5 separate regions of the Homo sapiens genome follow, and all the other regions are linked to region 4. Evidence: chromatin loops called from intact Hi-C (ENCODE). Cell type or tissue: heart left ventricle. All regions are shown on one strand. Links, peaks and the distances in the headings refer to the core of each region. The heading gives the core; the rest is flanking DNA.

The links. A loop is a pair of places that touch in the nucleus more often than their neighbours do. Peaks named below come from ENCODE experiments on the same cell type or tissue, not always from the same donor. Only the 100,000 strongest peaks of a DNase experiment are listed, where the experiment ranks them.
Region 1: a loop joins it to region 4, with 2.7 times the contacts of the local background. A loop is called at or near these places in 21 of 110 quality-filtered maps.
Region 2: it touches region 4 in a loop (7-fold over the local background); 106 of 110 quality-filtered maps call a loop at or near these places.
Region 3: it touches region 4 in a loop (4-fold over the local background); 106 of 110 quality-filtered maps call a loop at or near these places.
Region 5: a loop joins it to region 4, with 9 times the contacts of the local background. A loop is called at or near these places in 74 of 110 quality-filtered maps.

The regions. Positions count from the first base shown.
Region 1 is chr2:158,665,355-158,671,243 of GRCh38, forward strand. PKP4 (plakophilin 4) reads left to right here. Exons shown (of 22, transcript NM_003628.6): 16 at 1,059-1,209; 17 at 4,366-4,561. PKP4-AS1 (PKP4 antisense RNA 1) reads right to left here. Exons shown (of 4, transcript NR_135242.1): 3 at 494-727. Among named protein-coding and RNA genes, the nearest start is that of PKP4-AS1, 67 kb to the right of the region's middle. In heart left ventricle, for the core only: no CTCF peak of the experiment used is centred there; a DNase peak (open chromatin) is centred at 3,153; H3K27ac peaks cover 1,960 bases.
Region 2 is chr2:158,030,839-158,036,727 of GRCh38, forward strand. It overlaps a transcript of UPP2 not described here. Among named protein-coding and RNA genes, the nearest start is that of UPP2, 68 kb to the right of the region's middle. In heart left ventricle, for the core only: a CTCF peak has its summit at 3,605 (motif pointing right); no DNase peak of the experiment used is centred there.
Region 3 is chr2:158,021,967-158,027,855 of GRCh38, forward strand. It overlaps a transcript of UPP2 not described here. Among named protein-coding and RNA genes, the nearest start is that of UPP2, 77 kb to the right of the region's middle. In heart left ventricle, for the core only: a CTCF peak has its summit at 2,528 (motif pointing right); a DNase peak (open chromatin) is centred at 3,565.
Region 4 is chr2:158,742,746-158,748,634 of GRCh38, forward strand. No RefSeq gene overlaps it. Among named protein-coding and RNA genes, the nearest start is that of PKP4-AS1, 11 kb to the left of the region's middle. RefSeq lists enhancers at 2,063-2,563, 2,564-3,064. In heart left ventricle, for the core only: a CTCF peak has its summit at 3,069 (motif pointing left); a DNase peak (open chromatin) is centred at 2,761; H3K27ac peaks cover 567 bases.
Region 5 is chr2:158,176,863-158,182,751 of GRCh38, forward strand. It overlaps CCDC148 (coiled-coil domain containing 148), which reads right to left. Exons shown (of 14, transcript NM_138803.4): 12 at 2,017-2,134. CCDC148-AS1 (CCDC148 antisense RNA 1) reads left to right here. Exons shown (of 5, transcript NR_038850.1): 3 at 1,199-1,250. Among named protein-coding and RNA genes, the nearest start is that of CCDC148-AS1, 13 kb to the left of the region's middle. In heart left ventricle, for the core only: a CTCF peak has its summit at 2,971; no DNase peak of the experiment used is centred there.

The DNA.
Region 1 (5,889 bases), core at 1,291-5,290, 77 kb before region 4:
GAGTATGCATTTCATATGCAGAATATAAATAGGATCTTTGAAATGCATCTTTCCCTCTTATTTGTATTATTAAAATATTCTGTTGGTATTCAAGAAACTGGATGGTCAATCACATATTTTAATGTTCGAAATAATACAAAGGGCTGGTAGATCTCTGTCCTACTGTCTTGGTCACAGCAGGAAAGTATATGTTTTATGAGCAGCATCTTTCAATTACCCTAAAATTTGAAAGATGATTTGCATTGGTTGAAAAAGTCAATTAAAGCTCAAAGCTGGAAACAAGATTAAAGAACCGTTTTCTAACGTTACTCTTTTTGGTTGTTTCACTGATGACTTAGCGCTCATTTCCATTTTATAAGATATACAAACTGACTCACAGTACAGAGTTGCTTCATAGTCACAGAAAAATTTCTTGACTATGGATTTTTAAAAAACAGCATCAGCAGCTAACTAATCTTGAGTGAGAATGCATTTTGCACACAAATATACTTACTTTTTCACCAGGCTGTATGAATTATGATGCTGGATGTTTCTGGAGATTTCCCTTTCTTCTGAGGCAAGGGATTTTTCCAACTAATCTCTTTGACAGGTTTCTGAACTCGAAATATTGTTGCAGGGAATATAGAAAAAAAATGACTTGATGGAGACAGGTTCTCCTTTCATGTGTGCTGATGGGTTACTGTCTCTGCCATCCTATTTATAGCCTCTGGGTTTGGCAGGGGACCAACTGCAAAGAAAACACACGATCCTTCCTTAATCATGTTTATGTATCTGAGATAGAAAGTAATCACTGCCTTCTCTTTTCTGCACAAAAATATCTGGCAGATGGTGGTTTGAGATTTTCAGGCTTTGGGATTTCTTTTTAAATCAGTCATTCCAGCCTATCTTTCTCCCCAACTTTGGTTTTCTCTTCACTGACACCACAGATTTGATCTTCAATTGGAAAGAAACCATTTAATCTATTAGTTCATCTTTTGGAAACATCTTTTTTAGGTGACAGTAACATATGAGACTGGAACTCTGTTTTATGTTACTTCCTGCCTTATTTTTCTCACTAGTTTGCAGCATATATCCGGGCGGCCGTCCGAAAAGAAAAGGGGCTCCCCATCCTTGTGGAGCTTCTGAGAATGGATAACGATAGAGTTGTTTCTTCCGTGGCAACAGCCTTGAGGAATATGGCACTAGATGTTCGCAACAAGGAGCTCATAGGTATGTTCTGGTGACAAGATGAGCTGTAAATGTGAGAGCAGCTACAAAATTCATGAAACTCTTCTTTTGATTAATAAATATATGGCTTGTAAAATCATTAACAGCTGAGCCCTAGTCTCCAGTTTCTTGGCATATTTGAGTACTCCTGTTTTGTGACCATTCTTTTTCAGCAGGAGGCAAGCTCATTAATTAGTCATTGATTAGGGAAGGTAAATTTTCAGAAAGGCCAGCAATTTTAGTTGTACCTTACAACACTAGTAGGGTTAATGTCTCTCATTTCTAAGAGAGTTCTCTATATCCTGAGCAACAAAAAATCTTAATCTCCCTTTCCAATTTTTGGACTGCTACCTGCTAATTCACCAACACTACCATACTCTAAATAAAAAATCACATGAATGTTTTGTAGCTTTCCCCTCTCACATTGGTATAAATCTTTATCCCAGAGAAGAACCACTGTCCCAACATCATTTCCACCCTGGGCAGGGGCAGGACTAGGGTGAGCTAAGCAAGGCGCCAAAGGCACAACATTTTAGGAGGCCTTTACTCTCAGGTTTGTACAAGGTAGGGTTGGCACATGCACAAACCAAACAGTGAGGACCTCTGTACGCTCCGCACCCCAGGCAGCTTGCTTGCCTCTGCGGCATTGCCACATCCTAGGCAGGATGCGGGCTAAAGAAGACATCAGGGACCCCCATAAACCTGAGCTTCGTTCCCAGGATGTGCTGCTCACTGGCCATGCAACCTGGGGTATCCTATATAACCCCGTTCAGGCTCCGTAATTCTATCTAGATTGGAAATGAAAGGCAACTCCTCATCTCTGAAGGGGAGCTGTTGATGCCTGCTGTCCTAACTGGGTTTGCTGTAAAGAGGAAATGAGAGAGCTCCATGCCAAGTCCCACAGCTGGTGACAGGTCAGGGGAGAAGGAGGGGAAATGGGACAAGATCTTATGTGGATTCATGTGAATCTATAGTAAACTTAAAATACACCTGCCATGAGAGAAGGAGAGAGAAACAAGGGCGATGATGTTTACCATAAAGAATTGCTGTAAGGATTAAACGTGATGACTTACAATGGAAGCCCTTCACACAGTGCCTGACAGAATTGCTATTTTGAATTGTTGCCCAGATTAACCTGCTCTTAACACACCATTCCTTTAAGCCAAATCATCCCCCTACGGAGAGGAAAGGAAGTTCCTCCTCACCCTGTTCATGGTCCAGCTCATGCCTGATTCTTGTAGATGTGCCATATCTCTCAGTTCCCACACTTCCTTTACAGAAATCCTTCAGGTCCCTAAAGAGAGATATTCTTTAAAGTTATTTTTCTTACGTCTGTATTGTTTGGATTTCTTATAAGAAGCATGTATAATTTGGGCATTTTTAATGCTAAAAAATAAATGGTTGACACGTATATCCTGTGGCCTGTCATATTTCACAACGCAAAGACACAGGTAGACAGGAGTCCTTGAGCTGGTACTGTGAAGTGCTAAGACCTTTGGCAAGAGGAATGTGTGTTCCAAGTCTTGGCTTCCTCTCAGTGCATTTCTGTGTTTTCTGTGAATAACCCTTTTTAACTTCCACTGGCCTTCTGCCTCTCCAGTGATGAGCTTTTTTTTTTTTTTTTTAACCTGGCTGGAGCACTCTTGAACTGTTCCATCAGTCTGTTTTTTTGTTTCCCTATTCCCGTCTTCCTGTGAGATCTGCCTCACTCTTGGATTCAGTATTTGGCTCTAATTTACCCAGTACTTCAGTTCCTAGGAACCTTCCCCTTCTCTGACCTCTTCCCTCTTTTTTCACATTCATCATCAGCACTAGCAAAGGACTTTCTTTTCAGAGCCATTTTTCACAAAGAAGCAAAGTTTTATCACTTCATAAAAGTTACTACATACTCAACTGAGTGGGACCCACCCTGCTGTCTGGAGCTGCAAGTTCTGAGGGGACCGCCAGGCTCACTCATTCATAGGCAGAGTGAGCTGCCTCGGCCTAACCCCCAGGAGTGCAATTTAAAGTTATGCCTTAGCAAAATGACAAATTACATGTCATGGGCCTTTTGGTCATTCATGAGTATTCAAAATCACCAGAGCTAACTTATCATCTGCTCTGAAAACCACATTTATCTTGTGGCCTTACAGTGTCAGCACTGTTTTTCCACTCTTCATAGCAGTGTTTGTCGTGAGCAAGCCAGAGCCTTCCCTCTGACGTGCTGTACATCACACAGCATGTAGCTGAGACCTGTCTTCTTCTGCTTACCACTGTAAATAAACAGGCCTTTATAAAAAGCGATTGCACATCCACTCAATTATTAGCATAGGGGAGAACTAAGAAGATGTTTACTTGCACTTTAGTTCATTTCTTTTGTTTGTAGTGCACTTACAGTTTGTCAGTTGGTAATCGAAGTTGAAAAAGCTAGAGGTAATCTCTTTTTGGAGAGGAATAAGAAAAATTCAGTATCTATAAAGAAATACCTCAATAACTGTGAAACTCCCCTTGCCTTGTCTTAGCAAGAATTTCATTATTATTGCATTATTCCTGGGAGATAACATACCTATAATTTTAATACCAGAACTTTTACTTGTGTCATCTTTTAAAGAAACTAACATGTTGCCACCGTTGTCAGATGAGTTGCTGTACACCTCAGCTCTATACACAAAAATGTGTAACTGTACCCAGTTCATACATTAAGATCCAGAAAGATCTAACGAAAAGTATTGTTTGGCAGCCTGACTTGGTCCAGATTCAAAGGTAAGTTTTAAAAAGCTCTAAGAGGAAATTGAGGTATTTGTGATGCATAGGAATTCCATTGAGAATAAAATTTACTATTATAATTCCTTCATTACTCAATGTTACTGAAAATACTCGAACGAAAGTAACTTGATTTGTCTACCCAATTTTACGCATTGATTTACATTTGCTTTCAGCAATTGACAGTAATGTTTTATAAATGAATCATTTCTGCAAGTGACGTTGCAATAAATGTTAGCTTTCCCCTTATAATGACATTTGTCCTTTTCTTCTTTGCCATGGGTTTTGATTTTTTCCCCTATTATTGTCTCTTTGGGGGTTTTATTTTTAAGAGATTGCATGCCACCAGAATCTGAACAACAATAACAAAAACCTAGTACCTTCTGGAAGTAGAATTTACTCTTTTGCCGTTGGCAGGCAAATACGCCATGCGAGACCTGGTCAACCGGCTCCCCGGCGGCAATGGCCCCAGTGTCTTGTCTGATGAGACCATGGCAGCCATCTGCTGTGCTCTGCACGAGGTCACCAGCAAAAACATGGAGAACGCAAAAGCCCTGGCCGACTCAGGAGGCATAGAGAAGCTGGTGAACATAACCAAAGGCAGGGGCGACAGGCAAGTCTGCGGCAAGGAGGTGCAAGCAGTGCTCTTATTCCTGAGATTGTCCTGTGATGAGGCCTTTGTTGAGGATACCTTTCCTATTGGAAAGGATTTATTTTTGCATTTCTTACATGCCGATAAGCTAAGCAGTCTCCAGCACTTACAACCTGCTATGCTGGGAGAAGTGTTTTCTGTTATGGGGCCTATTTTTGGTTTTCACTTTATTGTAACACCCTCACTCCTACATTGGTATTTGTCTCTGTCTTAGTCTGTTTGTTCTGCTGTAACAAAATGTTGTGAACTGGGTGGCTTATAAACAACAGAAATTTATTTCTCACAGTTCTAGAGGCCGGGAAATCCAAGATCAGGGCACCAACAGATTTGGTGTCTGGTGAGGGCCCCGATTCTGGTTCATAGATGGTGCCTTTCAGCTGTCCTTGCACGGTAGAAGGAGGGAGAGGTCTCAGGCCTGTTTTTATAAGGGTGCTAATGCCATTCATGAGGGCTCTACCCTCATGATCTAATCACCTCTCAAAGGCTCCACCTCCTAATACCATCACCTTGGGGGTTGGAATTTCAACATATGAACTTTGGAAGGGACACAGACCTTCAGACCATAGCAGTCCCTAAAGCCACAACTGGTCATGCCAACTCCTGGAAGAATTGGAAATGCCAGGATGAGAAAAATCTAGGGGGCACCATTTCCCTTGTGCCCTTGTCTCTCTGCTCCAGGCCTGAGTGCCTGTTCTGCAGGAACGTCTTCTTGAATCCCCAGTTCTGGAATTGAGTTTTCTGCCACATACCCAGAAAGTATTAAAATTACTGCTCTGCAGCAGGGCTGCTGTGTGGCCTCAGGATGTGCCCCAGGCTTGGATGGCGCATTTCCCTTTGCTTCTGCATGACACCTCACTGATTAAGCAGGAAGGAAGGACTAGAGAATCAGTGGTAAAAATTGAAGGCTGCTTGTCATGGAGCTGTAGCAGTGACTATAAGTTTGCCTTAGTATCAGATCAGAGAAATGGTAAGTAGGATGCCTGGTGCCATCTCAGAACAGCAGGACAGCAACCTCCCTGAGCCACAGTAGCATGGCAGCCCTCTCCCCCAAACCCCCTGCTTTGCTCTCTCCATAGCGCTGATTTCCCCTTGCTGTGGAAGTTATGTCTTCCTCTTATACCTGACTCTTCCATTGCAGAGATTTTTATTTCGGTTCACTGCTATATCCTTGGCATCTAGAATAAGCCTGGCCTGCTCATAACAGGTGTTTGGTGAATATTTATTAATTGGCCAAATGACAGTGCTGGAACTCACATTACATCTCATCTTTATACTTTTGAAGGAGTTTC
Region 2 (5,889 bases), core at 1,282-5,281, 710 kb before region 4:
ATCTATTAAAAGTGAGCTGCTGGTTGGATCTAAAAAGAAGGATGTGTCAACCTGTTCTCTTCTGACCTCTTGGGAGCTTAGCATCTAGCTGGGATGGTTATCTGTACTCTTGTACTAATCAGCTTTGCAACTTTAGGCCAGTCAGTTCCCTCAACTTTCCAAGGGCATTAGATGAGTTGTGTTATTTTTTTTTTCCTAGAGCTTACTATCCTTTTATTTATGAGAATAAAAATAAGAAGGCAGCAAAATATTAAAATTAAATAAATGGTACAGAAAATAAATGCCTCAGAATTAAAAGAAAACAAAAGATCAGTGTGGGCTGGAGTGATTAGGGGAATCATTTGATTTCTTATCAGGCTTTCCTCCTTCATTAGTTGTAGACTTTAGGTTCATAGATTTTGGAGTAGGAAGTAAAGTGAGGGCCAGGAAGGAGAATTCACTCACGTAAGGTCCTGTGGCTACATAAAAGGCCCTCAAGAACTAAAGCATAATCTGGCCTCCCAAGCCCTAAACCTACGTAAGGCATTGCTTGGTATGTTGAGGGACTTGGAGAAAAGGAAATTGTTTCTTCCTGGTGGTTTTCTTCATACATTTGATGATTTCATTCTCTTAATTTGGCTCTTTGAAGGGACTTCCGAGATTTTGAGGCCCTGGAGGAGGCTTAGGGATGGGTGAGGAGTGCAGAGATCTGGGAAACCTGAGCTGTTGGAACATCTCCAGGACCGCTGAGGTTCCGAGCCAGCTCTATTCTAACAAGGATCTGCAGAGGCAGCCAGTGTCGGTTTGGAAGGCCATAGTTATCTTTCCAGTTGGTAACACATAAAGCTGTTTAATCAGATACATGAACTTCTTTGTATAACTCACTCAAACCACAACTCTACCATCAGAAGGCTATGAAATAACATTGAGAAAGTAGATTCAATGTCTGCCACAATCCAGGTGACTGCATTTCCTACATTTTTGGTTTTCTTCAAAACTGGAATCCCTTGGATGGGTAAAATACTAGCGTTCTTTCTTTAGCAATTTCCTCGTGTTTTAAAAGGTGGTTAGAATTTGATCGTGATCATGATCATCACCATTATCACCAAGATACCTCCCTCGAGTATGTTCATCATTCAGAGCACACATCTTCATACAGCTGAATATTGTGTTCCCCTCTGGGTGGCAACTTTCATGAGAGACTCTGGAAACCAGAAATTTCCCAGGAGAGAGCTGCCGGAATGGTACAGGGTCTGTAAACTATGATAGATGAAGATCAAAAGAATTGGGGAATCTCTGCTCTGGAGAAGAGAATCCTGACAAAAATTGAGAGCTAGCAGCTGCTTGTAATGCAGCATTGGGAGCAGATATTGCTGATTTTGGCTTAGTAGAAATAAGAACTTAATAAAACTTATAGCTATTCAATATTGGAGTGGGTCAGGATGAAGTCATGCACATCCTGTCACCAGAAATGTTCATGGCGAGACTGGGGAAACATCTTTCAGGGATGCCATGTAGGGGACCCCCTCCATGGGCTAAGTTGTGGTGAAAAGTTCTGGGTTTGAACTGGGGAGTCAAACAGGTATATGACAAAGAGCTTACCTCTGAGGGGCCTGTGGTCTTCCAGAACAAAGGCTGCCTACATGAAAATATAAGCAACAACCTAAGGAAGTGTATGACATAGGACAGGGGAAATATTAAGAGCTGTGGGTGGTGAGGGCAGTGGCAGAGGAGGGCTTCATTAGGAGGTGGGACATGGGGGAGGTGCTGAAACATGGCTGGGACTGAGATCACTGGAGAGGAAGACTCAGGGCTGCATTTGGGGCTACGGGGAGCATTGTGAACAAAAGACTGTGCTGGAACACAGTATGTCTGGGACAGAGGAGGATTTGTGAGGATACAGATCATAAAATTAGAGAGCACTACAAAGGCTGGATTCTGGAAATCCATGAGTTCCAGGTTATTGAAGTAAATCCTCTAATGGTTTTTGAGTTGCTAAATAGCAATGCTTTTCATATCTGACAGGCAGCACAGGTTTCTTTGTGCAGGGACACAGAGAGGCCAAATGTTAAGGTAGGAAGCAAGTAATATCATGGCATTTTCCTGACCTCTTTCATCTCTGCAGGCTCTGGCCCTAACAGGCTTTTAGGGGGAAATTGTACATTCCTTCTGGTATTTACCAGTATTGGCCTACCCATCCTTAAACCCTCAAATCCCGCTGTATAATTACCCCTAGGAGGCCAGGGGTCATTTAGAACACCAAATGTAGGCAACACCCAGCTATTAGAACTCAAACTTCAGAGCTCTACCTAAATTCTGGCCTGAAGCATACTGAAGATGGGAGGGGGGCCCCAAAGGTGGAGGACCTTTGAGCATGGTGTTTCTTTCTTGAAATAAAGGTGTTTAGTTTCTGAGGTTGGCCTGGGCAGGCTGTGTTCCTGTATAGGGAAGGGTATAGCTCCACTCCCAGGGAGGTCTCTCTGCCACACTAGAGCCCTGGCGGCAAAAAGGCTTACAGATGCTCTCACACTCACCTACTCTCCTGCTTTCTGCATTTAGCTGGGCTCTTAGGGAGGAAAACTGAGATGAGACTCAGGGGTGCTCTTATGACTGCAGATGGGATGGGTGGTTCCAGGAGGGAATGCTGAAGAATAGCTTCTCCAGAAGGGATCTTCCAGGGAGCTTGAGGGGAGCCAGCCAGCCAGCCAGCCAGTGAGTACTCCTCCTCTTTCCTGGGAAGAAGGAGAAGAGGCTGGGGAATGGGCGGTCCAGCAGTTGGTCTCCATGTAGGGCAATTCCTTGGCAAGATAGCAGCAATAACTAACTAGTTCTATGCAAGATCTACCTGCAGGCAGCTGTCCAACACGTTATAATTAAAGGGGTTCCACAAGCCCACTTTTCCAAGTAGTTTCTGTTATTAGCCTATCCTCAGGTTTAAAATGCTACCATTAGGAGAGATTCACTGGACTTTAGCACAAATCTCACCCCAAGGTTCTCTTAAAACATGCAGTTTCACAAGGATGCAATGAAATTAGTTTATTTGCTTATTCCAACCTGTTGAGAAGAGTGCATTGCCCTGAAAACATTAGGAGTTGGAGAAGGCAGCCAAAGACAACCAGATGTTTTGAGAGTGGACAGTACCAAGGGTCACCTTTACTTCCTTCAGGATTTGCTCTGGGGCAACACAGACCCGGTCAAGCAGCATCTCCTGGCTCTGGCAACCCAGAGAACAGTGTAAGGCTCCACACTTGGAAGTGGATACTTTTCAAGCTAGCTGTATGTTCAGTCTCTCCAGGAGGAAAAGCCATAAGAATCTAGGAGTTTGACCATGATCATGAATTCCAACCTTCCACCTCTGAACTGCTCTTCATGGTGTTCCTTCCTGCATGCATTTTTACCATCAGGGTGCTTGTTCTTGAAGCTGCCTGGGGACTCTCAAGTCTGCTCTCTGTGGGGAGGAGGTACGTTTTCACTGAGCAGACACAGCACTCCGCAGGGCAGGGAAAGCTCTCTGTTCCTCTTCCAGTGCAGAAGCCAAGGTCCTGGCTCCTTCGACCTCACACATAGGGCAAAGGCTTCTGCTCAGATGCTTTTCAGAGAGAAGGAAACCGTCCAGCAGGTGTCAGTAAGTTCTAAGATGTGTAAGGAGCCTGGCTTGATAATGGAGTGTGCTCTTTTCCAAACCAGCTCAGCCTTCAAGGATCTCAGAGGAGATGTGACAGACAGAGGGCCTTGAGTGACAGAGCTTCCAAGAGGGGAGCTTGGGAAGGGAAAATTGAAGTCCATTTCCTTCCAGAGATTTGTCGTGTGTGTGTGCCTGAGGATTCTAGGAAGTCTGTCCTATAAATCTGGACTAATTACGCATAGTGAATGAAAAGGAAGAGATTGTTTGGCACCAGTCAGCAGTTCATTATGTCTATGCCTCTGCTGCAGAGCATGAACCATTTCTGGCTTTATCTCAGGGGCAGCTTGTTCGAACTAGCCTTAAGATTCTCCTTCAAATTGAATGAGGCCTTAAACTGAGGTCACTGTGGAAAGGTCACTGTCAGTCCAGCCTGGAGAACTCTTTTCTGAATTAAGTTGGCCCTCCTCCAAATAAAGTGCACATCAGAAGCCCCAGAGCCACTGTAGCTTGCATTAGAGCCCCATTTCTGGCCTGGCATCAAATGGGGTTCTTGAAGATGTGAAGCAGAGGTGTGGAAAAGAGCTCTTTACCTTGCTACATCCTCTTCTTTTTATCAGAATTTATTAAAAGATTGCATTTTCAGGTACAGTGCTAGAAACTACAGAGGATACGTAGAGATATAAGATGGGGTACCTCAGTTTAAGAGGATCAGAATCTTTTTTTTTTTTTTTCTGAGATGGAGTCTTGCTCTGTCGCCCAGGCTGGAGTGCAGTGGTGCGATTTCAGCTCACTGCAACCTCCGCCTCCTGGGTTCAAGCGATTCTCCTGCCTCAGCTCCTGAGTAGCTGGGATTACAGGCATGCACCACCACGCCCAGCTAATTTTTGTATTTTTAGTGGATACGGGGTTTCACCATGTTGGTCAGGCTGGTCTCGAACTCCTGACCTCATAATCCACCTGCTTGGCCTCCCAAAGTGCTGGAATTACAGGCATGAGCCACCGCGCCCGGCCAAGGATCAGAATATTGAAGTGGGCTCTGATAGTCTGTCATTGATCAGCATATTATCCCATTCCTATTGTGCTGGATACAATCAAAGGAACTCCTCCTCCATTTTACAGAATCTTGATGGGTTATTAATTGGGCACCATACCCTACTACTGCGGCATGGGCTTGTAACCTGAGCTGGCCAATCAGAGTCTACCTGGGAATTGCTTTATGGGTGTTATCAGTTTCTTACAGCCAGAGATGTGAAACTAATTCATACATTGATGACATTAGATCTGCCAAACTGTTTAGCACTGTATAAAAACCAGCACATAATTCTGCAGGGACGGGATTGACTGGTCCAGAGATGTTCTTATTTTACATTGTAAGCAGTTGTTCAAATACACAAGGGTTGAAACCAGTTTTCCTCTGTTAAACAGCTGTCATCCTTACAAGCTACTGGAATAGGGGATTTCTAGGAAGTTGATTTTCACGTTAAACATACATTAGTGTTTTCCAAGGGACAAGGATTGTGTCAAATAGTTGGCCAAAATTTACCAAGCTCCTGGAGATGTTGTCACTCCTCTGACATGTAAGTCTCTTGGGCAGTAGAAGGGTCGTGAATGTAGATCCTAAAAGAACTCAAGCTCACAAGCTTGGAAAGTAGCAGTGATGATTTAAAAAACAAAATACTCAACTTTACTTCTTTAATCTGTAAAATTAGATACATTATCATTAGAGAAGGGCTAGAAAAAAATGCTTGCTGAGTTTCTTAAGCCATTCTCCAAGATTCATAGTGTCACACATTCTGTTATTAAAGTTATATTTTATGTTTCACAAGTTTCTTTTTTTTAAGGTATAATTTCAAAGTCTTTTCACTTGAACCTGAAAAGCAGGGTGGGCAAATACTCAGCTCCTTCACTACGACTGTACCCCCGAGCGCTTGGTGGAGACATTGATGCCTCCCAGCACAGTTCCTGTGGAGTCCAGGTGTGGTCTTGTAATTGACCTCAATACAGAGCTCTCAGCATCAGCATTCATCACCAGGCCATTAGTGTGGGCCTATTGTGTGCCATGAAAGATGAAAGCTATTTTCCAGTATAAACTATAGCCAGTGGTGCCATTTTATGTACAGACTCTGAGCAGAAATTTTGCTAGCTCTTATCTGTTCGTTCATAAGCTGGTGTAAGTAAGGCTCTGAGAAACACACAACTTCAAAATCAATCAATGATAGATTGTGACACTGATGCTATGAATATAAATGTTTATGGAAAGGCAGGTGAAGATAAGACCAGTTACT
Region 3 (5,889 bases), core at 862-4,861, 720 kb before region 4:
CCATATACATTTCCTGACAAATGGATCCCCACATTCCAATAAATGGAAGCCATACCATAAAGTCAGCAGTTTTTTTTTTTTTCAAATTGAGTCAATGAAGTATTTAGTAAAGTATTAGGAAGTATTTCCTAGATGAGTGGCTTCTACATTTTTTGACCACTGTGTGTAGTAAAGAAGTATATTTTGCACATGTCTATATAATAAAAGTCTTGGCCATGTGCGGTGGCTCATGCCTGTAATCCCAGCACTTTGGGAGGCCGAGGCGGGCGAATCACGACGTCAGGAGTTCGAGACCAGCCTGGCCAACATGGTGAAACCCTGTCTCTACTAAAAATACAAAAAATTAGCTGGGCGTAGTGGCGGGCGCCTGTAATCCCAGCTACTCAGGAAGCTGAGGCAGGAGAATTGCTTGAACCCGGGAGGCGGACGTTGCAGTGAGTCAAGATCACACCACTGCACTCCAGCCCAGGGAACAGAGTGAGACTTGTCTCAAAAAAAAAAAAAAAAAAAGTTCCATAAAGCTGTACTGGAACTTACTAAGAGACATGTTTTCTAATTTATTCTATTATGTTATACTTCATTTAAAAATGTTGGTCTGAACCCACTAAATTGACACCACACAATAGTTGATTTCACTGACCTGTGCTTTGATAACCTACCATGCTACTTCTACTGCAGGCACAGCCCTCCATTCCCATCTTCTCCCCAAAATGCTCCAGAGTCAAGACAGTCTGGACCAGGTTCTTCTTTCCTCATCCAGACTTGTGCAAAGAATAGGTATAGAGGTTCTGTACGATAGTCAGCTTGCATCTTCTTAATTCCTTATTTATCCACTCATTCTTTCATTCCTACTGTCATTCATTCAAGGAAACATTTATTGAATATTCAGTATGTGGCAGCCACAGATCTTCCATTTAGGGATACAGGCATAAAAGCAGATGATTATAATGTCACAGGTTAAGAACTGAGCTGAGTATGCATAGGGAATGGTGGAGTCTCAGAGCAGTGGCACCTGGGGGCAATGATCTTGAAAGGATAAGAAGGATGATCTGGGTGAAGTCTCCACCTAGACATTCTTACAGGTATCTCAGCACCCAACAAGATGAATGCTAGAGCAGGAAGTGGGTTCAGAGACAGGAGGCCTGATTGGGAGGTGGGGGTGGGTGTGGGAAGGGCGTGTGTGAGGATGGGGTGTGTTAAAGTCTTTGGAGAATAGTGCATGAGGAGGGGAGGGTGTGATGAGGTCATGGGGTTGCTGTCAGTTGGGGGGGGGCATTTGGAAGGCTTTCAGTCCAGTGCTGCTTTACCCCCAATGTAGAGAATTGACATTGCAAAAGTTTATTGTTTTTGTATTGGCAGAGGATCTCAATTCTCAGTGACACTCCATAATAATTAATTGCTACAAACAGCAAAGGCTTAATGCTAAGCTTGGAATCTGGACTCCCATGATCACTTCTCATAAAGAGCCTCCTCTCCCTCTGAAAGCTCAAAATGAGATCACAGAATGTTAGAATTGGAAAGAAGCTAAGTGATGGTTATCTGGCTACTTCCATTTACAGCAATAACACCTGAAGCCAGCGACCTGTCCAAGTTCACAAAGCTGGTCAGCAGGAGAGCCTGGCCTGGAAGCTGGTCTCTTGCCTTTCACATCGAGTTGGGACATGGAGCTTTGGGGTGGGGTGGACACGGTGGGAGTTGGGTGGGGGTGATGGAGTAGCCAGCAGAGGTGCCTCTCCTTCTAACTGCCTTTTGCTGCTTCCTATGCAGGCCAGAGGGAGACACCATACACAAGCAGCCACTCTTCTGGTGGCCCATGGCTTCTTGTTTAGAGGGTTCGACCGAAGTTGCCAGGTCACTGTGGTGGAGCCTCCTATGTTCAAGCAGCAAACATTTGGGTTGTCAGGGGCTTTTGAGAACTCCTGCATTGGTCTCTTGAGCTCTCTTCAGCTCTGGATCCCCTCCCTCCCAGGGCCCAAGGGAGATTGCCTGCGTCAAAAGCATTTCATATGTTAGGTCTCCAGTTTCTTTCCTTAGTAGACTAAAATGTAGCATTGTTAGAACTTGAATGTGCATTAAAAATTCACCTGAGAAATTTGTTTAAAATGCAAATCCCAGGACTTAGACATTCCAATTCTTAGGTCTTGAGGAGGGACCCCAGCAACCTGCATTTTAAAGATCTTACCCAGGAATGCGGATATAGGGATCCCCTGGAGCATATTTTTTAAAATATGGGACTTAGAGCATATAAGGTTTGAGGAAGACAAAGACCTGGGCTTCCTGGGAGGTTATCTCTTCTCCTTAGTTTAAGGACCAAAAGGTTTCTTTCAACTAACCCACTGAGGCCATTTAGAATAGCTTTCTTGCCCCCAAACTGCCAGGATATCACTACAAGTTGACCTGTAGAGGAGCAGGATTGGGATGTAAACTGCATGGGAAAAGATAATCTTAAGAGTCATTTAATTTAATTAGCAGTAGGGCCCCAACGCCTGGGAAAAATCAGGTCTAAGTGGCAGTTTCCACAACAGCCACAAGGTGGCCACCTTCGGCGTCAATTTGAAGAGCTCAGAGAGTTACCATCAGGTTTAGCTTATTTTCAATGTTAAATGTCATCAGTTTTTAACGTGAGTGTTAATTTTAAAAGGATGCAAGAAGAAATGGCTTCACAGGAGAGCCTTCAAACTCACATTTTAATCAAATACTGACATGATCTAGATGGAGGAATTTAGTGAGGTTTCCACATCAGACCCCAGAAAAAAGATAAAAATCTGTTTGAGAAAAAGCCATAGTCTTTGCAAAATGAAATGTGTCACTTAAAGGGAGTGTTTTTTAAAGCATTCTGAAAAGTTGGCTTTTTGGAAAAGTAGCAGGTGCAATCTGGTCATAAAAAATAAAAAAAAATTATCATCTGGTAAATTTTTCTTTTTATTGGTGCATAATCAAGATCAGAAAATAGGGCCAGGTGCAGTGGCTCACACCTGTAATCCCAGCATTTTGGGAGGCCAAGGCGGGTGAATCACCTGAGGTCAGGAGTTCAAGACCAGCCTGGACAACATGGTGAAACCCCGTCTCTACAAAAATATAAAAATTAGCCAGGCATGATGGCGGGGTGCCTGTAATCCCAGCTACTTGGGAGGCTGAGGCAGGAGAATCGCTTGAACCCGGGAGGTGGAGGCTGCAGTGAGCTGAGATCGTGCCTTTGCACTCCAGCCTGGGTGACAGAGCAAGACTCCCTCTCAAAAAAAAAAAAAAAAAAGATCAGAAAATATAAAAAGGTCAGGGTGGAGGGAAGGGTGTGGGTGTGGAAATGCTCTGGATAAATGCAATAACCCCAGGGCCATTGTGGACCAAAAATGACAGCAGAGCTGTGGCTTGGCTGATGCAGACCTGAGCCTTTCTTCCCAGCAACTCCACGTGCTTTAGATGTTATCCTAACTGTCCTGGAGTGTGGAGGCCAGCAGGCCTGCAGGGAGGAGCAGCTACAGGGGAGGGAAGCCAAACAGGCTAAGAGCAGGGTACAGGAGGCCTTGAGGACTCACCACAGTGCAACTGCAAGCCAAGAAGCCCTGCCTCAAGCCTCCGGGAGGCCGAGCCACTGGCAAGGTCACTGCCAGCCTGTGACCTCAAGGACAGAGCAGCCAGTAGTTGGGGTTTATGGTGAGGCCACGGTCACCATTCCACAGGGATAGGTTGGAAAATATAGCAATGGCATCAGACCAGCAGAGAATGCTGGGGACAAGGCTGCTGGTCACTTAGTGGGCTTTGGGCCATATGTGTACACATCTGTGTAAAATTAGTTCAGAGAGCAACTCCTGGCCAGAGCCTCACACGGAAGACATCCTCTGACGCATCTGAATTCCAGAACAATGTGCGTAGAGAGGTCAGTAGAAGGGGGTCTGGAGGGATAAACATCACATCCTCGTGTTCCAAGGGCACATGGGAAAGTTGGCCTCACATCCTACCCTCTCATTTCAGCTTCGTCTGGAAGAAGCAGCCCCGGAAAGAAAGAGGACATAATCGAGGGAGGCAAAAGGCCACCAGGACATAAGAGGTGGTGATGAAGTACAGCAGCCTCCATAGCTGAGGCCTTCCTCTCCAGCCTTCTTCATTGTATCTCCCGTCGTGCTCTTTGTGAGGTTAGGAAATGGTGGGAAGGGAAAGCTCTTGTCGACAAGAGACCTGAGGCGGCCTGGTTTCTTAGATATTTGGAGAGTGTGGGAGAGGATTCTAAGAGGTTTCTCTTTCTGCCTCTTCTCTTATCCTCGCAGAGCAGCATCGGGGGCTGAAAATTCCCAGAGCATTACCCTTGGTGCTTAGGCTGCCTTCTTTCTAGAAATATGCCTTCAGCTCTCAAGCAGAAAGTAGGACAGTGTGGGGCCCAAGTAAAGGTCTCAAGGTCCTGATTGTTCTGAGGGACAGCTGTCCTTTGGTTGTTCTCTGATCAGGCCAGCTCACTGCAGGCAAAATTGGATGACAGCATATACAGAGAGCAGGACTCATGTTCCCAATGTAAGAACGAGCGTCTCTCTAGGACTATATCTCATGGGAACCCTCTCTGTGCTGCTTGGTAGATGGAGGAGATGCATATATGGTTGAGGAGAGGGGATACTTCATAAGTCACCGCCTTGGCAAGACTCTTTTTCCATGACATTACCTGTGGCTCCAGGAGAGTGGCTTCCCAAAGTTGGCCACACAGAAAGAGTTCAAACCTGCTGACTGCCATGAGATGACCAGGTCATGTTTAATATAAAATATAACAGGCAAGCAGTCTGTATTAGTCCATTTTCATGCCGCTGATAAAGACATACCCAAAACTGGGAAGAAAAAGAGGTTTAATTGGACTTACATTTCCACATGGCCGGAGAGACCTCAGAATCATGGTGGGAGGGGAAAGGCACTTCTTACATAGTGACAGCAAGAAGAAGTGAGGAAGATGCAAAAGCGGAAACCCCTGATAAAACTATCAGATCTCTTGAGACTTATTCGCTACTACGAGAACAGTATGGGGGAAACTGCCCCCATGATTCAAATTATCTCGCACCGGGTCCCTCTCACAACACTTGTGAATCATGGGAGTACAATTCAAGATGAGATTTGGGTGGGGACACAGCCAAACCTTTATCATTCCACCCCGGCTCCTCCAAATCTCATGTCCTCACATTTCAAAACCAATCATTGCCTTCCCAACAGTCCCCTAAAGTCTTAACTCATTTCAGCATTAACTGAAAAGTCCACAGTCCAAAGTCTCATCTGAGACAAGGCAAGTCCCTTCCACTTATGAGCCTGTAAAATCAAAAGCAAGCTGGTTACTTCCTAGATACAATGGGGGTACAGGTATTGGGTAAATACAGCCATTCCAAATGGAAGCAATTGGACAAAACAAAGGGGTTACAGGACCCATGCAAGTCCGAAATCCAGCGGGGCAGTCAAATTTTAAAGCGCCAAAATGATCTCTTTTGACTCCAGGTCTCACATCCAGGTCACACTGATGCAAGAGGTAAGTTTCTATGATCCTGGGCAGCTCCACCCCTATGGCTTTGTAGGGTACAGCCTCCCTCCTGACTGCTTTCATGGGCTGGCATTGAGTGTCTGTGGCTTTTCCAGGCAAATGGTGCAAGCTGTTGGTGGATCTACCATTCTGGAGTCTGGAGGATGGTGGCCCTCTTTTCATAGCTCCACTAGACGGTACCCCAGTAGGGGCTCTGTGTGGGGGATCTGACCCCACATTTCCCTTCTGCACTGACCTAGCAGTAATTCTCCATGAGTGCCCCACCCCTGCAGCAAACTTCTGCCTGGGTATCCAGGCATTTCTATACATCTGAAATCTAGGCGGAGGTTTCCAAACCCCAATTCTTGACTTCTGTGCACTTGCAGGCTCAACACCATGTGGAA
Region 4 (5,889 bases), core at 861-4,860:
TTCCTGTGTGGGCAACTTCCGCCTCCCCCAAGGCATCTCCTCCAGAGCAATTGCTAAGGGGAGCAGGGAAAGATGATGCTTTTCAGCTGTGACCTTTCTGCTAGGAAATCTCTCAGTTGATCAGTGCCTGATATGTTTAAAGTGATATTTGCAAGAAGGATGACCTTCATTAAATAAGGTCAAGGGCACCATTAGGGGAGGGAGCTGAGAGATGCCAGAAGAGTGACAAAGAGACAAAGACAGAATCACAGCCCTCCCCGGGGTTGTTGACTGAATTCTGAAAGACTGAAAAGTCTCTAAGGCAGCAACCACAGCTTTCCAACATTGAAGGGAGTCGAGTCACCTGCTGGTTTACCAGCAAACTCCCTGGATATGCAATAAATAAAAGCAAAGGGTAAAGGTGAGATCTGGCTGCCCAGGAGCTCAGTTGGCTGAACGCTTAAAAGAGCTAAGGTATTTAATTTAATTCACCTGGTGAAAGGCAGGGATTTCAGCAGTTCTGTCTAGAAGTTTCTCATCCACTCTTAAAAAAAAAAAAAAAGCCAAAAGCCCAAAAGAGTTCCCTAAGGGCCCTGGGAAAAAGCAAGAAATAAATAGGACCATCAACTCTAGCTGCCAATGAATTTTTAAAGTCTGGTTTGCAATTACCTATAAAAACCAGACTATCAGAGCATTCTCAGGTAATATTCGAGGTAAAAGAGTATTCTTGGGGCCTCAGAGGTCTGATTTCTTCAGTTTTGTCTTCATGGTTTCTCCCCTAGGTCCTTTGAAATACCAGCATGGTTCATGCAGAGAAGAAACAGTGTGATAAACAAAAGAGCATGTGTCTGGGGTCAAGGATATCTGTATTTCTAACCCGGCTCTGCCTTTTCCTAGCTAGGTAGTTCTGGGCAAGTTATCAAATTCTCTTAGCCCGAGTTTCATTATCTGCAGAAGGGAATGATCATTTGGTGTTTTGTGGGCTGCAATCCCAGAAAGCCTAAGGCTAAATGCTGAAACAACAAAGGGGTTGACTGGCTGGCATCACTGAGCCCAGAGCACCAGCCATAGCCCCTTCCAGGCCCTCCCGCACCCTTTCTCTGCGAGTTCTTGGCTCTTCTCTCTGCTATGTATTGAGCAGCACAGAAATGGATGAGGTCTTATATCCATACACTAGGAAGTCAGTGGAAAGACACATCTCTAGTAACTCTCTTTTAAGATAAAGCAAACTTCTTTCCCAGAAGCACTTAGCTAACTTCCTCTTGTTTCCTATTGGCCCAAAGAAGTCACACCTCATTTCTCAACAAATTGTTGTGGCAAGGAGATTGGCCTTGAGCTGTGTTCCTCAGCCTGTTGATCACAAAAGACTCCTTTTGGATCAGTGAAGCCCTCCCTTGGAGCTGGGAGTGCAGTCCTCTTACTGGGACAGCCAAGGGCTGGGGAGAGCAGGAGTCATATTTGGGGAGAGGAAATGGATCTCTTGCTTAGATAGGCAGCAATTCCAATTCACAGAAGGTGGTGGGAATTAAATGAGATGTGTGAAAGCACTTAGCCCAGCCCCTGACACATAGTAAATACAATAAGAGGGAGTAAGAGAGAGTAAATACAGTAAGAGAGAGGAAGGCAGAAGGTGGGGAAGAATACCACAGATGAAGTGAAACCAGAAATGAATCACTCACATATCTGGGGGGCTACAGCTTAGAGAGCGTGCTTCTAGTTACCTTGAAATCTATTCCAATAGCTAACCCACCACCACCACACTAGTGCTCAACCCCACTCCCCACCCCAAATGCAAACATTTCATGTATTAGGGTCAAGACCATCCTCAGGATGCTTCTAAACTCTGGAGTAGAAATCAGAAGACCACTTACTGGCTGGAAGACACAATTCGTCTGAGCCTTAATTTCCCCCCATTGATTTGCTCTTAATTTCCACCTTTGTAAGTGGCCTTATATCGTTCCCATAGATGCCCAAAATGCCACAATACTGTCCAGCAGAACTTTCTGCAAGGATGGAAATGGTTTTTGTGCTGTCCAGTATGGTAGCCACTGGCCAAATGTGGCTACTGAGCACTTGAAACATGGCTAGTTCAACTTAGGAGTTGAATTTTTTGTTTTAGCTACTTTTAATTTAAATAGCCACATATGGCCAGTGGCTACCATAATGGGTAGTGTAGCTCCAGACTGTACCCTCCTGAAGCCTGAGACAGAAGTTTCTGCTTCCTCTGCACCTCACCACTGCCTTGAGTCAAGCATGGGGCCCTTGGAGGGCCTCCCGTAAATGCATGTCACCAACTAGCTAAGTGCTCCCAGTTTGCACAGAATCATGAATAGACCTGCTCAGCATAGGTGAAGTGACTGAGCCCTTGTGGTGTAATGGAGAAAAACAGAACTAACCTGGGCACTGAGAGTGAGCGCCGCCTGCTCCACTCTCTGCAGCAATGGATTGCCGCACTCTCCAGGCCATGTCAGTCTGTCCTCACAGGGCTTTGCATGTGTGCGTGTTGGTTGTGTGTTGCATGAGAATGGCCCTGGGAGGGTGAGAGGAGCTGCCTGCTCCTCCAGCCCTGCCTCCCCAGTGGCTGGCCTCTGTCCTGTCTGCTGCTCACTTGAGGCACTTGCTGAGATGATACAGGCTTGAAAAGAGGAGGGGGGAAAAACACACTCCTAGAGCTGAGGGCCTGAATGCATTCTCTCCTGACGGCTGAGAGATCACCCCTTCCACCACTGCGTTCAGCCAGCGCCCCCACTGACACCCTCCCGGGAGTAACAATAGGCCTTTTCTTCTCCGAGCACTGAATGTTTCCATTGGCGCACTTCACCTCCCTCCTGGCGGGAAAGGCCACAGCTGATGGCTCCGCGGCATCCTCAGGGAGCTGTGATGCCTTCCCCCCATTGTCATCAAGATGATCAAAGCTCTGCCATCTTTAAATCGACTCCAGGAGGTTCATATTTAGGGCTTGCCTTCAGCTGGGGCAGGGAGTAGCATCCTTACAAAAATCCCCTGCTTCTGAACTGAGCCATGAAGCTTGATTCACTGACAAAAATCTCATCCTCTTCTCAGGTATTTATCACGGTCTGTGCACCACCTAGAGGCCGCTGTCTTAAACTCTTTCCAGTAAGCAACCTGTCTCCTTCCCTCACCAACAGAAAGACCCCAGAAATGCTGTGTTTCCTGAGTAGACTCCACTGTGCTTCTACTTTCTCAAAGTTGGCTTTCTGTGATCCCACGCACCTCTCACGGAGTCCTTAGACTGAAGCAGACCTGCTCAACCAGGACAGCTTTCTAACACTTTCTAGCCTCTGTCAAAAGAAAAAAACTTTTCGGTTTGTCTTCAGAAGTAAGAAAGGTACCTAGGAAAGATGAGCTGAGCCTTCCTGCTGATGTCCAAACCCACGCGAGCTCTCAGTGCTAGGAGATGCTTGCAGCTGCCTGACGGGCACTCCTGGCTGGGTCTTCCCATATGGGGCTCATTCTCCCAGGACTGGAGATCCTGTCCACTTCACCCTCCCTCCCATGACCATGTCGCTGCCACACAACACAGATTAGGAGCTGTCCCCAGGGGATGACACCATTTTGGGGGAATTGATATCAAATATGTTATTGTTGTCATTGTTTGCTCTGGTTTATTGTGGCAAAATATATATATATATAACATAACATTTACCCTTTAGCTTTTTTTTTAATTGAATGATTCAGTGCTGTGCAACTGTCACCCCCATCCATTTCCAGTACATTTTCATCATTCCAAACAAAAACTCCATGCCCATTAAACAATAACTCCTCCTTCTTCCTTCCCCTCAGCTTCTGGTAACCTCTACCCTACTTTCTGTCTCTGTGACTTTGCCTATTCTGGGTACCCCCTATAAGTGGAATCATACAATATTTGTATGGCTGTGTCTGTGAAAACTGCTGCGGTCTACAGGAAAGGCAGAGCCAAGTTCAAACTTCTCAAAACAAACAAGGAAGAGTCCATTGTTTGGGAGCTTGGGCAAATCAAGCCTCAGCTGGTGTTTACTATCTCCATTTTGAAGTGATCTGAAGAAAGCTCCACTGCAGAGCTGCGGGTAACTAGAGGATCTGACCCTGGAGGTTTGAGGGCAGGCAGGAGGCAGCTCTGAGTGTCTGGACGTGTCGGCGTGGAAGTTTCTGGATTTGCGTGTCTGGATATAACCTCAGGATTCAAGGGGGAGTGATGTCTACACTTCTTTCTTCCTGCATTTGACAGAGAACTGATGATGTACTTTACAGTCATTTTCTTATTACACTAACAGAACGGACCCTTTTGTAATATAAATGGCTATTACTATTTGTGTAGGTTTCAATTATTTTTATATTATGAAACTACAATTCTGTAAATGCTGCATCCCAGGGAGAAAGGGATTGGAGCACCAGAGTGAGTCATTGTAACAGTGACAATTAACATTTATACAGCATTTAAAGGTTGATAAAGCAGCTTTCATAACCGTGATCTCATTTCTTATAATAAGCAGAGAATATAAAAAAGTAGGAAGAGTTTATAAGAGACACCCAGAAAAGATGCATCATTTATTGGTTTCAAGAAAATAATGATCATCTCAGATCTGCAAATGGGATTTAAACCTTAGATATCTCCTTGGCTGAAAAGAGGGACTCAGTAGGAGTTCCCTGCCCCCACCCACTCCCACCAGGAACAAGAAAACTGCATATGAGAGAAAAGCATATTTGACTAGGAATTATAGGAAATTTGAGATGTTCAGGACACACCCTCCTAAAGCTGACCTCTAAGCCAAGCTTTCTCAGTCCGTAAGTAGGAAACATTGGGTTGATTAATAGTATTTCTTTGCAGGACTTCTCAGATCCTTTAATATGCTAATGTGCATTTTGACTTCCCAGAGTGAGACTAGAGTATACAGTGCTTCCCACACATAGTTGATAATGGAATCGTGTTTGAGATTAATGTTCCTAAGGACACACTTTGGGAAGTGCAGACTAAAATGGGTGGGTCCCTGAACCCAGGAGAAACCAGGACCACCAAAACGTGGATACAAAGAGCTTTCCAGAGAGGTAAAGGAGGCTGATGATCTAAGCAGAATGGTCTGAAGCTCAGAAAAAAATGGAACCAGCAGAGGCTTACTCCTGGAGTGGGTACAGGGCAAGTCTGAGAGCAGAACGTCCAGCCGCAGAGCTTCTGTGGTGGCCTGGCCCGCTTGAGTGTGGTCAGGGCAGCATCTTTCCTTCCATCTTCACCAGGTTGGCAGCAATTGGGTCAGGAAAGACCCATGTCCCCGAAGTTCACAGAGAGTCTCTCAAACTGTTCACACCCCCCATACGGGAATGCAAGGAACCTCAAATCATTTAGTCCTATGGAAACTGCACTTAAAAGGAGTCACCAATCCAGATTTGGGAACCCCTCCATCATACTTTTTGGATGACATGTTTGTTTGAATGGGATTTAATTTTTATCATATGTTATAAACGTTATTGAAACTTTGCTTCCCAAGCCCTTTAAATCAGAATCCTAGTAATAGCTGTCACTTTGAGCTGCTTTCTGGGTGCCAAACACTGTGCTAAGCACTCTGCATCTACATCATTATCAGACTCTCACAAGCCTTTGCGGGAGTCTTGATTACTTTCTTTATTTCACAGATGAGGAAACTGTGTCTTAGAAATGTTAGGTGTCTTGTCATTGATCACACAGTTAGTAGGTGATAGAGCCCAGATGCTTACTCAAGTAATCTGGCATTAGAGGCTCCACGGTTAACCATGAGGCTTTACTGCCTCAACATATGTGGAAAAGAGGACAGGCTGCCCCACCTCCATGTTCATTGTCTCTGGCAACCCTTCCAAGAGAATCTCAGTTTATTCCAGGAAGCCAAGTCTGTATTTCTCAGCCTGCCTTTCAGCTAGGTACGCTCAATGAAGCAGAAG
Region 5 (5,889 bases), core at 1,111-5,110, 570 kb before region 4:
CAAAATATTAAAATGCCTTGGCATATAGTTATTTGCTAATGATTGAATAATTATAATTAATTTCAGAAAACAATTTATCTTTCTGATATGAAGTCACAGGAAATCTCATATAGAAAACCTTACATATTCAACCAACTTGAAAGTCACAGAAAGTAAAAAAAAATTCACTTTTTGACCATTAGCAATTTATGGTTATGGTAACAACCCCATGAAGTTTCCTAGGAAGTTTAACCTGATTGAACTGGATCTAGAGCATATAATTCTTGGGTCAAGTGTGTTGGCATTAGTGAACAAGGTGGGTGAATTTCCTTTGTACCAGGCAACTAGATTTCCAGGGACTGCTATAAACCATTGTCCTCCTTCTACTGAAAAATTGCAAAGTCATTTTAACCCAAATGCCCTTGTCTTTTATAATTCAAACCTGCATCTTAATGAAAAGAAGTCACTAATTTTGTAAATGATATGCACCATTAGTAACACCTGCCTATTAATTCTGAAAGTCAAGAATTAGCATGAAGAAAATGGCATTCTTAATGCCATTTAAAGACTGTAATAAAATAACTGAGGGTTGAACATGCTTTAATTATTTTAGGTTTGCTAGCTAAAATAGCTTACATCACAGTTCTAAATACTGATTATAGATAAGAGATAACAGCTATTTCCTCTTTCAAAGCATTCACAGATGGAAAGAATTCTAATCATATAGACTGTAGTTATCAAAGTTATGTTTTGAACAAGAATGTGTTCAGTAATAGTGACATTAAGTCTTGTACCCAGAAGGCCATGATATATAAGTTGAATAACTAAAATTTTGTAGGATCCAGGATTACCAGGACTTACATTCCTATGCTTTAAATTTATCTTTATAATCTTTTTTTATCAAAGAAGATGATGATATAATAGTCGTATGCATTTATGCCACATCTATACCATCTCATTTAGCTAGACTTCCTTGGTTTGAATCAGTATAACATTTACTAGCTGTGTGACTTTGAAGAAAGCACCTAACCTCGGTGTCTCCTCTGTTTCCTCTCCTATAAAATGGGGATATTAATATTGCCCACGTCATAAAGTTGTTGTAGAAATTGAAGTAATACCTAACAGCATTTAGAAGAGGGCTTTACACTTAGTAAATAATAAATTTGAACTCACATTATTGCAAACCTATCAGACAGATCCTATTATTCCCATTTTTCAGATGAAGAAATAAAGCTTACGGAGGTTAAGTAAATGACCTGTTTCCAGTGCCGGTGAGTACACAACCAGCTTGTACCAGGTTGGAAGGACACCAGAGGCCAAGTTCTTATCCATGATTCTGTGTTCCCTCCAGCAACACAGGAGGGAAACCAAGTAGTCCTTTCCTATTAGCTGGGAAACGGTGTCAATGAAGATTTTAGAGATTTTGAGTTGAAACAACCCCTTCAAGTTCAAAACTCTGAAAAACTACCAAGTAAAACTATCACATTTCCTAAGTTCTTAAATTCTCACCCTTGCCATCTACCATCCATTTTCATCTACTTTTGCTTACTTTCACTAGGCAAAGTGATAGGAGGCTTTTATTTCTCCACAAAATAGGTATTTTCTAAAAAACTGTTTTTAACACATTTGTTGACTGTGGGATGTTTCCAAAGGGAGGCTCCTATGCCAAAGAAGATTATCTTGCTCGAACTCCACCAGGTTTTTTGAGGACAGTAAAATTCGTAGACTAGATGTAGAGCCTCACTGTTGTAAATGGATACTATCCAGCTAATAAACTCTAGGTGATATAGATATAGTTAAATCTTGGGAGAGCTTTTTAAAAGGTGATGATAAAGTTCTTTCAATACACTGAGAAACTGGAAATGGTTCAATATAATCTAATTGCTCCCAGGAATGAACAGCAGTATCCCCATTTGGAAAAGTTAAATTTTATATAGCAGATGTCATGAACTAAGCCCCAGTAAGAATGCTATTAAGAGCACTTAGAAACATTTTTTTTAAAAAAACCACCCATGAAAATTTCCAAATGAAAAACACCTGTTTCCTAAGGGCTTCTAGCCGCCGTGCTCTCTCTTTGTCTTCATGAGCTTCTTGAAGGGCCACTTCCTTTTTCTCCATCAAACGCCTTTCCAATAATTCTTGTCTATATTTAACCCTTTAAAAATAACACAGAAGGAAGTTGTGGAAGCATCATAATAATATTGGAGATTGTACAGAAAACAGCATAGGGGCAGAACACATCTCAGAGGTAACAGCACTGTCACATTTTTTTTTTTACTGATTTCTCAAGTCCAAATCAATAAAAGACACTCATATAAAATGCAATTTTTTTTTTTTTTTTTTTTTTTGAGACACAGTCTTGGCTTGAGTGCAGAGGCACGATCTTGGCTCACTGCAACCTCTGCCTCCTGGGTCCAAGCAATTCTCCTGTCTCAGCCTCCCGAGTAGCTGGGATTACAGGTACCCGCCACCATGCCCAGCTAATTTTTGTATTTTTAGTAGAGACGGAGTTTCACCATGTTGGCCAGGATGGTCTCAATCTCCTGACCTCGTGATCCGCCTGCCTTGGCCACCCAAAGTGCTGAGATTACAGGAATTCATAGTAATTCTAATAACAACCAGAGAAATACAGGAAAGCGTGGGAGTAAAATTCAGTTCATCTCATTCCTCATTGAAATCACTTTATTAACTCTCAGAGTACCCACTGGCTGCCATGGCTCTGGCTAACCTGCCCTGAGAGGTGACTGGCTCACTTTCAAGTGAGCTATTATAGTGGTCTCCCAATGAGAAGCTTTAGCACACCTTGGGTTGTTAGAAAGTTTACATTACTGATTAAATATACAAATTTTTAGAAGGAAAAGTAAAATAAGCTACTATAATAATATGTCTAAATTATTTTACTTACTAGAACTTAAACTTTACATATATTGTCATCTACATTCTCACTTTCTGAGTAGGTGCGTATGTGTGTTAAGCAACTTTTAAAATTGCACTTTGACATCTGTAGATGGCAGCAAAAACATGACTTTCCCTTAGCATTCTATTTCCAACCCCCTTAAAATCATCGGCTATTAAAATATGGCCCACTTAAATACCAGCTTAAAGCCCTGAGCTCCTTGGCCCTCCTCTGCTGCCTTTTTTGGGCAGCCTCCCTTGCCATCTCCTTGCCCAAGCTATACTTCTACTGAATTATAGAGATGGAATTCATCCTTTCAAAAGAGTAGGCACCTGGGTTCTCAGGGGAGTATTAGCTCTCCACCTCTGCCTTTCATCATTGAAAGATTTAGCTTTCTCTGTGGCATCAGTCACAAATGTCCTTTACCCTTAGTGTGCACACCTGCATTTTCCAAGGTGGAGACACCTTCACTAGACCTTTTACATTCTGGATTCTGGTATTTACTGCGTGTTCACCCTGCATCAGGTCTTGTGCTAAGTGCTTTATATGTTTTAGGTCATTTAGACCTCACAACAATCACATGCTGGGTTGCCATTTTTTAATTCCATTTTATGGATATAAAGAAATAGAAGCATAGACATGTGATCTTAAGAGACGTACAAATAAGAGCCACTGAGAATTTGGAGAAAGGTGAGATGACCAATCACTGCACTGTGGGAGGGGCTGGCTAAACTTAGCAAGAGCTTCACGGAGGAGGCAGTATCTGAGCAGGGTCTTGAGGATTAGGATTCCAGGCAGAGACAGCAAGTGCAGGGCTGGCATCTGAGAGTGGCCCTCACTTGCCTTGACCTAGTCATGGAGGCCACGAGAGGGGAAGAGCTCAGGGTGGCAAGAACAGAACAAGTGAATGATGAGTGACAGAGAAGCCCAGGCAAGTACTGGTGGCTGAGGCTGCAGCCACAGGGTTCCCTTAGGAAGACATGCTCCTGGGGAGGAATACCCCAGAAACAGGTTGCTCATGAGTCTGTCATGAAAGGAGAGACACAGGAGAGGAAAGGAGGGAAGCACACAGTGGATCCTTGTGGAATACAAAACCCAGAATGAGATTTAGAAGGAAAATCCTAACCTCCTTTGATGGCCATGAGTGTTCTTGCCAAAATCAGGAGTCAATATAGTCAAGACACATAGATTAAAGAGCCCACAAACCAGAATGCTCCCTTTCTCTCACGCCTCCATGTCATGGAAAGCTCTATTTCTCATTCTCTCCACTTTCACTAAGGCATGACATGACACAACCTCCCTAATGAGGTTCTACTCAATTTAAGCACTGAGTACAAGCTAAGTGAACTACTGTGAAGGTTCAATTAAAAAATACCCTGGGATTTGACAATTACCATATGCTAATTCTCAGAACCTTTGGAAAGTTTCTCTTCCTTTGGGATATATAGGTTGCTTTGTCTGCAACAAAGTTTTTGTCTGTTTTGTGGAAAAGTAATAGTTGTTACAGTCAGGGGAGCTTGACTAGTGAGGAAGAAATTGCAAATGAGAGAAAGGCATTTGTACTTGTGTGGTAGAGAAGGCTGACTCATCATTTACTTTGAGGCTTATTCATTTATTTAACAGGTATTTGTTGAGCACCTGCCATGCATCAAGGGCTGTGTTAGGCACTGGTGATACAACGTCAACATGGGAGACATGCTCCTGTCCTCGAAGAACTGACAATCCAATGTAGATACAAAGACCCAGGCAATTATGATACAGGGCAGCTTGTGCTCTGATGGGACAATGGGGCAGAGACCATGGGAAAGACAGCTTTCCCAGACTTGGGGCTTTTAGGGCAGTATCTATAATAGGAGGAAGTACTCTGAATTTAAGATCCAAAGAAGGAGCAGGAATGCACCAGGAGGGGAGAGAATAGAAAGAATGATTCAGACAAAAAAGTAGCATTTGAAGGCCCAGAGGTGAGAGTGAGCAGGTATGTCTTAAAAGACATTCAGAATAACCAAAAATGAGCAAAATAAGGTGCAGAGGGCCAAGAACTGAAGCTAGAGAAGCAAGAGGGGCTGGACTGTGGGGGTTTTGAAAGCATGAGAGGTTTTGATCAGGGAGAAGTATCTGCTGTGATATGCAGGATGGGTTGTTGGGAGGCAAGACTAGAGATGAGCAATCCAGATGGGAATGGAAGGCCTCCTGATCTAGGATGGGGGAAGAGTACTCATAGGAGGTTGGGAAAAGATAGGGATTTAAAGGACATGTAGAAAATAAAAATCAACAGAAAGTTTTCATTTATTTTATGGGAGAGGGAAAGAGATAGAGGAAATTTTCTCTTACACAGTGAACAGGGGTGTTCCTCCCTAAGACTGGGAACTCACATGAGAAACAGGGAGGTGAAAGAATTAAGTTCAGTTTGAACACAGACCTGTCTTCACAAGATCTGGGCTGGAGAAATACATGGGGAGTCTTTACCAGTAGAACGGAATTGAAGCCACAAGGCAGATGCCACCATCTAGAAAAAGAGTGTAGAGTAAGAAGAGAGGTAGGCCTGGGATTGATTCCTAAGGAAACAACACTTAGGAAAGGGAAAGAAGGAGAGGAAACCATTTAGGGAAGTGAGGAGGATAAGTGGTCCTAAGATGTTAGGGAAAATGGGGTCAACAACATCAAATGCTACAGAAAGATCAATTCTAGTGCAAAATAATGATTGGGTTAAACAACAGGGAGTCATTGGTGACCTTGGTGAGAACATCCCACAGAGGTGGATGAGGTGAGGTAAGGCAGTAAGAGAGGGCATGGAGACAAACAAGTCCTGCAGCAAAACTGATGCAAATGGAGAGGCGAGAGACAAGGCGGAGCTGGAGGGTGCACAGAGCCGACCACAGTTGCATTGGCTCCAAAGTGATGATCAAGGTTACTCTGACTGCCTGAAGGATTGGCCATGAAAAAATTTCAGGACTTAGGAGACACACTCAAATTCTTCATTTTTACAGATGCTATGGTTTAAACTCAATAATACT